Linked DNA regions of Homo sapiens: region 1 is linked to region 2. The links are chromatin contacts, found by Hi-C or POLR2A ChIA-PET in ENCODE. All regions are on one chromosome and are shown on one strand. The core of a region is the stretch at or near the end of the contact, and the rest is flanking DNA. Distances in the headings are between cores, read along the strand shown. Region 1 holds the start of CHTF8 (chromosome transmission fidelity factor 8). Region 2 holds the start of RANBP10 (RAN binding protein 10).

Region 1 (3,269 bases), core at 147-2,646, 1.3 Mb after region 2:
ACTTTACATTAGTGAAGTGTGTTCAAAAACGTGTGTGGATGCTATGCATACACGTGATACTTCCCATCACATTTTAGGATTCCCACGTTGGAGGGAATCAATTACTGGTATTTGTAGCAATGGGTGGAAAAGATGGCTTCAGTCGATCTGAGTTACTGCAGTTTTCTCCATCTTCTGCTACTCTGCAGCCCCATCTTAGCCTGTCCTCCTCTTAATGGTACGGCCCCCTGTACTCCCCCAAACCCTTTCCTTTCTAGCCCGGCGTAGAGTCTCCCTCTGTGCTCTTCCTCCCACCCACCCCCATCTTCTCCACCCACTCCCTCTCGGCCCCCTCCCACCCTTTCTGCTAGAGCTACAAACACTTCCTATTTCTAGTCCCACCCACTTTCTGGGACTTCTCAATCCGCTTCCCCCCTCTTCTCCACCCCCCTCCAAATTACAAGCTGTTTTAACCCCTTTTCCTGCCTCCCAGGGAAACTATTCTTTAAACCGCCTTCCTCCACACCACCCACTGGAGTGGTCTTCCAAACCGTTCACCCTCTTCCCAAAGATTACTCTTTAAACGTCCTTTCTCTACCACCCTCGTTCTCCAAATTGTTCCCGGTTCTCAAGTACTCCACTCCTCCAGGACCCCACCCCACTCGTCTCTCGGCTTCCCTCCCACAAAAGAACCTGGAATGACTCTCCAACCACCCTTCCAATTACCTCTCCCAGAAGCCTCCCCCCTCCACGATTACAAATGTTACCTGGAACAAAACCTCACGGTCCTAACCCCCACCCCGAACTCCCCTTTCTGCTCTTCCCGCTACTTCCTAGGTTCCAGTTCTACTCCGCTCCCGCAAGCATAGCGGGCTGGGCTCCCTCCCAACCCCGGGAAGAGCCCCTTCCCGCACGTACCTCGAGATTCCGGCCCTCGCCGCCCCCTTCTCCGTCCTCCGCCCGCGCTCGGCCACCCTTTCCGCCCTTCTCCCGCTCCGCCCCGCTCGCTCCCTTCCTTCCCTCCGCCTTCCGTCTCCACACCGCTCCCTTCCCCCACACTCCTGGCCCTCCCACCCCGGAGGCCCCTCCGGGCTTGCCCCCACCTCCGCGCCGCCCTCCCGCCGCCCTCCCCCTTCCCGGCCACCCCTCCCCCGCCCGCGCTCCCCGCCCCTCGGCTCGCCATTCTTCTCTCCGAGCCGCGCGCCCCGCCCGGCCCCGGCTCCCTAGCTTCCCGCTCCCTCGCGCCCTCGCCCCCAATCCCGGCTCGGCCCTCGCTCCCCGCAGCCTCCCGTGCCCCCCGCCCGCGGCCTGACCTGCAATGGCGGCCGCCGAGCGCGGCGCCGCGCGGCCAACGGGCGACAACCGAACCTCCCGCCGCCGTCGCCGCCGCCGCGAGCACTGCCTGCGCACTTCCGACTATGCGCCAGGAGCACTTCCGGGGCAGAGCCTGAGAGCGCGCGCGCACGTGGGGCCGGGGCGGAGAGAGGCGAGCACCGGGAAGGGGAGCGTGGGGCCGCTGGTGAGTTGGGGAAGGGGCGTGGGAAGCGGCTGCGAGAGCTGGGGGGGTCTTACAAGGTGGCCGGCCCAGGGTCGGCGTCCGGCTGAGCTCCTTGTCCCGAGGGTCTCCTTGTCCCGAGGCGGGGTGGGGGCTACTCTGTAGACTCGGGGAGAGGGAAGGGGAGGCGAAGACCGCGCGCGCCTCAGACGCCCCGGCCCGACCGAACGCGCTTGCTCTGTCTGCGGGTTCCTAACCTTGAAGCTAGGCCAGTGAGGGGCGAACAAGACCTGGTCTCTACTCTCGGCCAGTATATATGTTGGCGGGCGTCGGGGGGACGGGGTAGGGTAAGTGACAGACGTCAGACCAGGCAGCCAGATTAAGTCAAACCCTGTCGTTTCTTCCTCAAGAGGAGCTCGGTTCTGCCTGCCCCATCAGCCTCACTGTCACTACCTCAGTTTAGGTCTGTTGTTTGCAAACTTAGCAATAGAGTTGAGGAGAGATGCTTGCTAAAATGCGGATTCCTAGGCGCCCCGAGATAGGAACTCTGGAGCTATGGAGTAGGACCCTTTTTGATTTTTTGCTGAAGCCTCCTTATTATTCAAGCCATTCTGAGCTTTTGAAGATTGAGTAATTCTTGTGGGGGGCATTGTTAGCAGCCATTTGGAAATGAACTTCAGGGAGATGTTGTTGGAGCCTTCCAGCCAGAACAGTGATATTAAGGAACTGAATACTATATGTGACATACTGCAGTTAACATATAGCAATAATGACTCTCTTTTCGCCCCCTAGGAATGGGTGAATTTAAGGTCCATCGAGTACGTTTCTTTAATTATGTTCCATCAGGAATCCGCTGTGTGGCTTACAATAACCAGTCAAACAGATTGGCTGTTTCACGAACAGATGGCACTGTGGAAATTTATAACTTGTCAGCAAACTACTTTCAGGAGAAAGTAAGTCATTTGGGAGTCTGATATGGTGTTTTGATGTTAATTTCTTCTGAAGTTCAAGAAGCTTGTATGTCTTTTATAATCAAACTGATTGAGTGACTTCCTAGCCCCTCTGAAGTTGCTTAGAACTACCAAACTTCTGAGATCTCCTAACTGATAAGAGAAGCTCAGTTTCAATCTGTGTAATGTTGATTAGAAGGGTCCTACCTAGAAATGTGACATCTCACTGCCTGTCATTGGAAACTGAGGTTTGCTGGATCTTTTGGACACAGGAAGGGAAATTGTTGGTATATCAGTCTCAACACCATTGCAGCTTTGGTAAGCAAAATTTCCTGCAGGGAGTATCAGTACTGTTTCATTGTCAATTCAGAAAAAATGATAACACGTTTTAATATCAGAAACTTTTTGGTGATGTGGGAAGATGGATTCCAAAGTTCATCTGTCTGAGAGAATGTAGACCTACATGTCTACATTTGGGAGTAAAGGAGATTTAAAATTAGGTAAAATGTCCTTTGGGTGTATGCAGAGGTCTATTAGTCCTTTTTCTTCTCCCCTCCAAGGGCACTGACTAGTGATTTTCTTCGGGTGCAACATCTTAGTTCATGTTGAATGACTGTTATGTACTGGGTGCTGTGATATAAATGAGTAGATGGGCAAATGAGTGAATTCAGTGCCCAGCAGCCTGGTACCTGGAATTTAGGCATTCTGTAAATGTTTCTCGGTGAATGAGTGGCAAATACTGGGCACTAAGACAAATGTCAGAGGCCCTAACTTTACGGAGCTCAAAGACCAGTGGGAGAAAGATAAGTGTACAGTTTCCAACCTGTAAAATAAATATGATAAAC
Region 2 (3,195 bases), core at 338-2,837:
GTGGCCACAGAAGCTTTCATGAATGCTGCAAAGACTCTACTATCTCTTTGAAGGCTACCAGGGCCTCCACATGACTAAATGCCATAAAAAAGAACCTCATGAATACAGCAAGAATGTGAAAGGAAGGAAGTCACAAAAACACCACATGCTCATGAGGGAAACTCCATTCTGGACACTAAATTTTTAAAGTAAACTTGTTACTTGTTTGCCTAACCTTCTAGGTATCAAATTACATCATCACTAAAAATAATCCCTGCTTTACCCCCAACACACCCACTGGCCATCAAGATCTGCTGCTTAGACCAGACCATGCCCACAGTCAGGAAATAATGGCAGCCCAGACCCATGCGGCTCCCCAGCTCACATCAGCAACAAGTGCCAGCCAAAGGACCTGAACTCTGACCACAGGGATCAGCTCCATGATCAGGGAAAGAGGGTGGTCATGAAGGGCTTACCCATCTCTTCCTTTGCTGACAATCTTCACTTCAAAGTAATAAATGCCACAGGCAGCAGGTATGGGGTGGGTGGCACGCACTGAGGCCGCATCTTTGTGATTTTTGCCATGACCTAACAGGAGAGGGCAAGTAAGAAATTTCAGCAGAAGGAAATGCAAATGGAAGCCTCATTTTTCTCTGCAACTCCTCCATGACAACTCCACTCCTCTGTGGCCAGAGGACGCACTTACACAGGCCGAGGAATCATTAGACAACTGAATAAACACTTAAACCTTCCACCTTTGCCTCACCTCCTCCTGAGAACAGCAGTCCTGCCTGAGACACTGCCCATACAAACAAAACAAGGGTAGAGGCAATGTGAGAGATACTCAAGTGCTGCTGGCAGCCTCTCTAGAATCCAGGCAGCCCACCTGGGAGGCCAGGGGAAGAAGGATGAGGCCGACCTGGAAGACACCCCCCAAACTCTAGCACGGAACCCCAGGCTCAGTCTAGGATGCCTGGCAGGTGGGGAAGCCCATGAGTCTCACGCTAATGGTAGGTATGTGACCACCCCTTTCTTCTAAGCAGTGGCGAAAGGTCCCGCTGCCGTTGGCGCCAGCCTAGGATAAGCACGGAGGCCCTGGAGTGGAAGGTCCGGCCCAGCACTGGGTTTGGACACCTGTTGCGGTTCTCTTGACGGCAGGTGTCTCAGGACAGAGAACAGGCAGTCAGCCCTCGGCCTGTTCAGCCTCACCACCCTGGACATCCTGAAAGGGCCAAGCCCTAACTTGGAGCACCTAGGCAGGGAAAGGGAGGTGATAGGGCGGGGGCCTGGCAGCAGAGCCACCCCACGGACGCTCTAGCCTTAATTCCCCCCAGCCTGACGGGCCGATACCTTTGTAGTGGACGCGGAGGTTGCCCTGGGAGAGACCAATGTAGTTGTATTTGTCCTTGGGGCTCCAGGAGCGCGGCAGCGGAGTCTCTTGCTGGTTGACCGCGGGATACAGGCGCTGCAAGCGCCGGCTCAGCTCCTGCTCCCCAGGGGACGGCAGCCCGCCCCCAGCGCCCCCGCCGGAGGAGTCCCCAGGCTGCGGGTTCCCAGCTCCCGGGTCTGCCGTCGCTGCCGCCATCTTGGAGGGAGCTACTATTGTGTCACTGGGGGCGGGGAGGAGCGGGACCAGATCCGCCCCGCTCAGCCAATGGCCCGTGAGCCTCCCTGGGCCGCAGGGAAACCGAGTCCGAGTCCGGCACCCCTCTTTGGACACTGACACGCCTTACCACATTTCGAACTCCATACCCCACAATGCAGAGCTCTCGAGAGGCGGAGCAACTCGGGCTGGTAGAGAATTCTGGGAGATGTAGTATAACCGTCCTCAGCCATAAGCCTGTCCCATCGAGACGTCGGGACACCGAAAACTACCATTCCCGCCGGCAAAGCGGCTCCGGCCTCTCAGCACACTTCCCTCCCCATGGCCTCTGTTCATCCCCCTGCCTCAGTTCTGGTACCTGGGGTCAAATCGGCTGTAGTGGTTGACTCTCAGGGCACCCGCTGCCGGGTCCCAGTCCACCTTTGCTACTTTGTCCTACTCCCAGCCCGCGGGCGCTAGGCTCGGGGGCGTGGCGCATCCCTGACTCCGCCCCCGCCGCGGGGGGGCCTCTGGGGCCTGGTCGCCATGGCGACCGGCTGTACGCTACCACAGCTTCCCAGGCCGCGGGTGCTGATTGCCCGCCTGCCCGTGGGTCATGGCCTGCCAGCAGTCGCGGTACCACAGCTTCTCGTCCGCGTCGAGGTAGGCGCTGGCAGGGATGAGGGCAGAGATGAGGGTTTGAGTACTTCTAGAGAGGGAAATGGCACTTGATCCGGACCTCTGCACCTCCTGCTGGCCTCTGACCATTGATCTAGGGCTCCAGCACCACAGAGTCAATGGTTAGAATCGGGCTGATTTAGCCCAGTGAAGACGTTACGTGCTAGCAAAACGGTAGGCGCACTTTATCATTACTAGTAACAACCAGCTTGTATTGAATGTACTATATGCCAAATGCTTTATATACCACATTTTTAAATATTTTATTTTTGAGACAAGATCTCGTTCTGTCGCCCAGGCTGGAGTGCAGTGGCACTACTACGGCTCACTGCAGCCTCGACCTCCCGGGCTCAAGCGATCCTTCTACCTCAGCCTCCCGAGTAGCTGGGACTACAGGCATGCGCCACTACGCTTGGCTAATTTTTGGGTGTTTCTTTGTTCGTTTGTTTTTTGTAGAGACGAGGTTTCACCACGTTGCCCAGGCTGGTTTCGAACTCCTAGACTCAAGCGACCCTCCCACTTCGACCTCTCAAACTGGGATTACAAGCGTGAACCCCCACACCCGGCCTACGTACCATATTTAATCCTCACAACAACTGTATAAAGTAGTAATATTACCATTGAACAAGTAAAGAAATACTTTAGAAGCCTGGAGAGATCATCCTCTGGGTAGCTTCTGCCTGTACTCAGGTGTATAGCCTCTGGGTACTGCAAAATATGACCAGCTCCATCAGCCTGGAGAGCCATACATACGGATTAAAACAAAAATTTTGGCTAAATCGTTTTCTAGTTTTGGGACTTCAGACAGGGCCCTTCAAGTTCCAGGCCTCAGCTTATATATCTCAAACATGGGAATGATACAGCCCACCCCACAAACATTGTTGGGAACATTTAGGCAGAATATGTGAAGCTCTTGACACAGCTCTTGTATGTAATAGGCACCCAGTAAGTGTTGA

Evidence for each region. Hi-C counts contacts between places; a loop is a spot of excess contacts on that map. ChIA-PET counts read pairs that join two places held with the same protein, here RNA polymerase II (POLR2A). Pooled maps may share reads with other maps.
Region 1: a loop to region 2 is called in a pooled map, with 14 times the contacts of the local background. The contact joins the promoter of CHTF8 here to the promoter of RANBP10 in region 2. A Hi-C loop is called at or near these places in 6 of 50 pooled maps. POLR2A ChIA-PET finds 5 or more read pairs at or near these places in 2 of 52 experiments (activated B cell and activated T-cell).

The regions. Positions count from the first base shown.
Region 1 is chr16:69,131,192-69,134,460 of GRCh38, forward strand. CHTF8 (chromosome transmission fidelity factor 8) reads right to left here and starts at 1,397. Exons shown (of 4, transcript NM_001039690.5): 1 at 1,293-1,397. DERPC (DERPC proline and glycine rich nuclear protein) reads right to left here and starts at 1,397. Exons shown (of 3, transcript NM_001002847.4): 1 at 1,293-1,397. It overlaps UTP4 (UTP4 small subunit processome component), which reads left to right and starts at 1,458. Exons shown (of 17, transcript NM_032830.3): 1 at 1,458-1,498; 2 at 2,267-2,427. The coding sequence starts at 2,269. RefSeq lists silencers at 977-1,126, 1,147-1,506.
Region 2 is chr16:67,804,973-67,808,167 of GRCh38, forward strand. RANBP10 (RAN binding protein 10) reads right to left here and starts at 1,588. Exons shown (of 14, transcript NM_020850.3): 1 at 1,330-1,588; 2 at 456-567. The coding sequence starts at 1,564. It overlaps TSNAXIP1 (translin associated factor X interacting protein 1), which reads left to right and starts at 1,917. Exons shown (of 16, transcript NM_001288990.3): 1 at 1,917-2,224. The coding sequence starts at 2,178. RefSeq lists enhancers at 711-1,331, 1,332-1,951, 1,657-1,886 and silencers at 1,307-1,526, 2,027-2,146.